2 separate regions of the Homo sapiens genome follow, and region 2 is linked to region 1. A link is an interaction called in ENCODE POLR2A ChIA-PET data of the cell type or tissue named here. Cell type or tissue: OCI-LY7. All regions are shown on one strand.

Region 1 (2,500 bases):
AGGCATGAGCCACCGTGCCCGGTCGAGTATCTGTATTTCTTAATGCATCCTTGGGCTGCCTCACCTAAAACTAAGTATTACAGAATATAGTACTATACAGTATACTTTAGACTAGAATAGTTCAGAATTTACAAGCATGGATTCAAGTGCCCAAGTTCTTATTAGCTCTGGTGCTGACTGACCTTGTGAGCTTAGGCAAATTGCCTAAGCTCTCTGTCCCTCAGTGTTCTCATCCATAAAATGGGCTTCATTACAGTGCATTATTTGCTTTTGTAGAATAAATGCATTGACATGTCATAAGTACTTAGAATAGTGTATGGCACAAAGTGAATGCTCAAAGAAATGATGGCTGCCGTTATTACGATCAGGGATGATATAACTTAAATAAATCTAAAACATCCTACACCTCATTTCTACCATCTCTACAAGTTCTTAAAAATAGCTGGCTGGCCAGGCATGGTGGCACATGCCTGTAATCCCAGAACTTTAGGAGGCTGAGGTGGGCGGATCTCAAGGTCAGGAGATTGAGACCATCCTGGCCATCATGGTGAAACCCATCTCTACTAAAAGTACAAAAATTAGCTGGGTGTGGTGGCGGGAGCCTGTAATCCCAGCTACTCGGGAGGCTGAGACAGGAGAATCACTTGAACCCGGGAGGTGGAGATTGCAGTGAGCCGAGATAATGACACTGCACTCCAGCCTGGTGACAGAGTAAGACTCCGTCTAAAAAATATATATATATATATATATATCTGGCTGTCTGCCATGCTACAGGCTGGAAAAATAAAAGAGAATGTATATCAGATTTTAAACTTCTTAAGAACATAGTGCTAAAATAAAATCAAAGTACTTATTTTTTCCCCTCAATAGTAGTTGGAGAATTGTAGGTATAAGATTGGGGTCTCACCTACCTCAGTGGAGGCAAGTCATTAGTTACAAAAAAGCTACAAGCCAAAGTTAGCCTTGGGGCTGCCTGTCCCACCAACTACCAAAAAAGACTTTGGGGAGATGTTCAAAGAAGGAAAGAGGAGAATCCAGCCTGGAACCAAAAGGCATTGAAACACATTTTCTTGTACTTTTCAAGTCTGTGCATATAGATTCTGTTACTGATTTAGGATCTTAAACAGTTTGTTTATTTTTTAAATGCCTTTCAGCTCACCTTTAATAACATGTTTCTTTGACTTGGCTGAACTGTGCCTCAGAAGAATTACAAGCGGGAATAAGGCTGGGATAAGGCTGGGTAAAAGGTTCAGTGAACTAATCCACACCTGGTCCATGTAAAAAAAAAAAAAAAAAAAAAAAAAAAAGAAAGAAAGAAAAAGAAAAGAAAAAGCTCATATTTTCCATATAGAAACAAGCCCCTTTATATGAACCAGCCTTTTATTTAATTGCTAAGGCACTTTCCACACCGTACAACCTTTCATGTCCTTCTTCACTTGGGTGGGGAAAAGGCACAGAACCACTTTCCAGCCACACCAGGGCGCTTTATCAGCAACAGAAATTAATACTCCTATTAATAATGATAGCAAGCACAAACCTGATTCAAAATGGGAAGCGGTAGGTTCATTTAAGCAGAAATTCCCTGACCAAGTTTTGCCAATAAAAAAAAAGACAAGGATGTCCCCTGAGAACAGATTTGGGATAAACTGTGACAATCTCTTCATCAAAATTCAGACTTTTTTTCTGCCTCAGTTGCGTGACCCAGACTACTAAGTGGAAGGAATAAGGCATGGATGGGGAAAATCTTGAATGAGAGAGAACAGCAAATATCTTAGAGCTAAAATGTGCCTCTGAGAGGTCCAGGCAAGCCACTCCTCTGGGAGGGGACTCTGTGTGACCAAGGTCACACAGGTGGTGGGGACGAAAGCAGGAACTCAAGCCTGTGACTCCCAATTCATAGAGAAAAGCAATGGCTACAGAATATGGCCCCTGGGAACATCAGTCATGTTAAGAGGAGATTTAAGAGGAGGATCCTGTGAACAGCAAAGAGGCCAGAGAACAGAAGGAGAAGTCATGAATGTCCCACAGACTGTGCCAGCCCATTGCATCTGAAGCTGGACTTGAACAAGCTTTACTTTCTCCTATGAAGTCCTTCACTTCCAGGCCCCAGGTATCTTCTATTTGCCTCTTAGTTTTGTTCATAGGAAAATTCTTTTAACCAACTCTGGTTTGAAGTAAGTGGAAAAGGAGACATTTCCACACTTCCGTTAAGAGGCAGCAAAGTGAAGTGGAGAGATCATTTCATTAGGAGGCAAGAGAGGGCGGCTCTGCTCCTGGACCCACCGGTATCTCATCTAGGATTTGGGAAGCCCCTTCTCTTCTGCAGATCCAGGCTCGTCACTGGTACAAGGTGGGGTACTCAGGGATGGTGTTTAATTGCTACAGACGGGTCGCCTGAACAAAGTGCTAAAATGCTGAAATACTTGTGTACTCGCTGGGAAACAGCCCTTGCCCCCAAGCCTCCTGAACACACCCTTGACCAGAACCTTGGACTTTCCTG
Region 2 (2,500 bases), 100 kb after region 1:
GACAGACACATCATTAGGAAGTGTAAGTGTAAGCAGAACATAACTCAATCATTAGTTGCTCTTTTTTTTTTTTTTTCTATTAAGGGCTTTAGTATCTGATGTTTGGGTCTTTGACTGTAAAATAGTCATGACCACAAACTGTCCTTAACACCACAAAACACATCATCACTCCTCAAAAAGAACCTCAGCCCTGTAACATAAAGGCAACTTTAGAAAACTGATAAAATAAACCACTTAAAGAGTAACCACTTGGTTTGTAAGTAAACTATTTGGTTTGGTTTTCAAAGAGGACTTCAAAGGGGCTCAAGATAATAGAAATCTGGGACTTCGGCATCTTTCGTCACAGGAATGATAGACCAACTACTATCAATCACCATTTGCTGAAGAAATATTTACAAATTACCTACTTTGTGCCAGGTATTGTACTCAGAGACCAAAACACAACAGAAAGAACCTGTAAAGTTACATTCTTGTCTTTTGGAGCTGGGGAGAAGACAGACATTAATCAAAATAGAAACAAAGATGTGTATAAAACCGAAAGGGATGAATGCCACAAAAAGCAAGTTATATGGGTCCAGGAGAAAATATAAGGGAGGCATTAGGATGGTCAGGGGCTGGGCACAGTGACTTACACCTGTAATACCAACACTTTGGGAGGACGAGGCAGGAGGGTTGCTTGAGGCCAGGAGTTCGAGACCAACCTGGGAAATACAGTAAGACCCCATCTCTACAGACAATTTTAAAATAAAAATTTGCCAGGTATGGTGGTGTACACCACCTGTAATCCCAGCTATTTGGGGGGCTGAGGCAGAAGAATCACTTTAGCCCAGGAGTTTGATGCTGCAGGGAGCTATGATTACACTACTGCACTCCAGCCTGGGCCACAGAACAAAACTCTGTCTCAAAACACACACACACACACACACACACACACACACACACACACACACACGCAAAAAAAAATGACGTATGGTCAGATAGGTCAGGGAAGGCTTCCCTGAGGAGGTGACAACTGAGCTGAGAGCTGAAGGATGAGCAGCAGGTAAATGGGTGAAGAGTGAAGAGGAGAGGGAGGCATATTACAGGCAGAAGGAACTGCATATGCAAAGACCCCGTGGTACCTGGAAGCAGAGTTAAGATGTGGTTGCAGCAGGAAAAAAAGGGGGCGGGGGTGGTGGCCGCATAGAAGGAGAAGAGGCAGAACTCACACTATAAAGGCCATCCTGAAATTACAGAACTTTCCCTTTATCATAAGGGTAATGGGAGGCCAGTGAAGGGACCTCGGCCTGGTAAACAGGTGAGTGGGACATGATCACATTTGCATTTTGAAAAAAAATCACTCAAGCTGATGAGCAAAGGGGAGACTGGGGCGGAACCAGTCAGTCTCTGATAAAAACAAATGTCCAATCCTATTCGCTGAATTCCTGGTATATGCAAAAAACTAGAGGAGGTCCTTACAAAATGCTCAAAGCAATTCTGCAAATACACTTCAGACCACAGGTGGAGCTGCGGCTGGAGAGAGGAGTGTGCTGAAGTCAAATGGTACAGACTCGCGACATCCTCCAGGCTGAGCCCAGTCGTCCACACGATGCAAATAAACATTTTGAGTCCCCACCTCACCCACCATGAAATTTACAGATGGTTTATTCCGGCATCTGTTTCGCATTGGCTATATTCCATGGTTATTGATTTTAGACTTCCAATTATCTCTGTATTTGAGCTTGTGGACTAAGACGTGTAAGACCCGGCACCAAAACCAAAACCATAAACCATTCCAAGTTGTCCTCCTAAAAATGAGCACTGGGCTTCTGGACTATCTTCCCCAGCAGATGCTAAGGATGGCAGAGATGAAATAATAGACCATCCACACAAGATTTTAATATCAGAACTTATCTTTCTAAAAACCACATGGAGCTTCTTGTGATTTTTTTTTCACATCTGAGACAATCTCAAAGTATTACATTTCCAGCTTTTAGGAGACAAAAATTGACTATATTTTATGTGGAGCTAAATTCCTTTCAACCAAAAGGTTGGGAAACAGTTAATGCATCATTTTTATTTTTCTATGCAGATCTACAAATGAGGACAGGCATCTTAGCTGGCCCTGGACTAGTACAAGTTTGGACAGAGCTGAGGCTGTTGGGTTTAATTTGGCCAAATAAAGGAACTCTCAACCCAACGAGCATTTGGTCCGCATAGCCGATTCACTTCATATTACAGATCGAGGACACCAGCAGTACTGTTTAGAAAAACTGGCAATGCTGTTTAGACAAACACCCCCGAGAAGACAGACTGTGGATAGGAAATGTGGTCTGTTGCACTGTTATCCTAGTTTTTTTTTTTTCCTTCTTCCTTCCCTCATGAGTGCTTTTCATGTAATTTTTACTCACGAAGTTGCCAGTGTTAATTTCTACAGGCCAAATTTGGCTCACTTATTCCTTGCCAATTCCACAGTGAAATTCTGTGTGCTTGTGGGTGTGTGTGTGTGTGTGTGTGTGTG

What was found. Peaks named below come from ENCODE experiments on the same cell type or tissue, not always from the same donor. Only the 100,000 strongest peaks of a DNase experiment are listed, where the experiment ranks them.
Region 2: POLR2A ChIA-PET joins it to region 1 with 9 read pairs; 3 of 35 experiments call an interaction of 5 or more read pairs at or near these places.

What each region holds. Positions count from the first base shown.
Region 1 is chr3:71,313,801-71,316,300 of GRCh38, forward strand. All of the region lies in intron 4 of FOXP1 (forkhead box P1), which reads right to left. Among named protein-coding and RNA genes, the nearest start is that of FOXP1-AS1, 25 kb to the left of the region's middle. In OCI-LY7, no CTCF peak of the experiment used is centred here; no DNase peak of the experiment used is centred here.
Region 2 is chr3:71,415,642-71,418,141 of GRCh38, forward strand. The region is part of intron 3 of FOXP1 (forkhead box P1); the gene reads right to left. Among named protein-coding and RNA genes, the nearest start is that of MIR1284, 130 kb to the right of the region's middle. In OCI-LY7, CTCF peaks have their summits at 1,507 and 1,708; a DNase peak (open chromatin) is centred at 1,490; H3K4me3 peaks cover 1,213 bases; H3K27ac peaks cover 1,523 bases.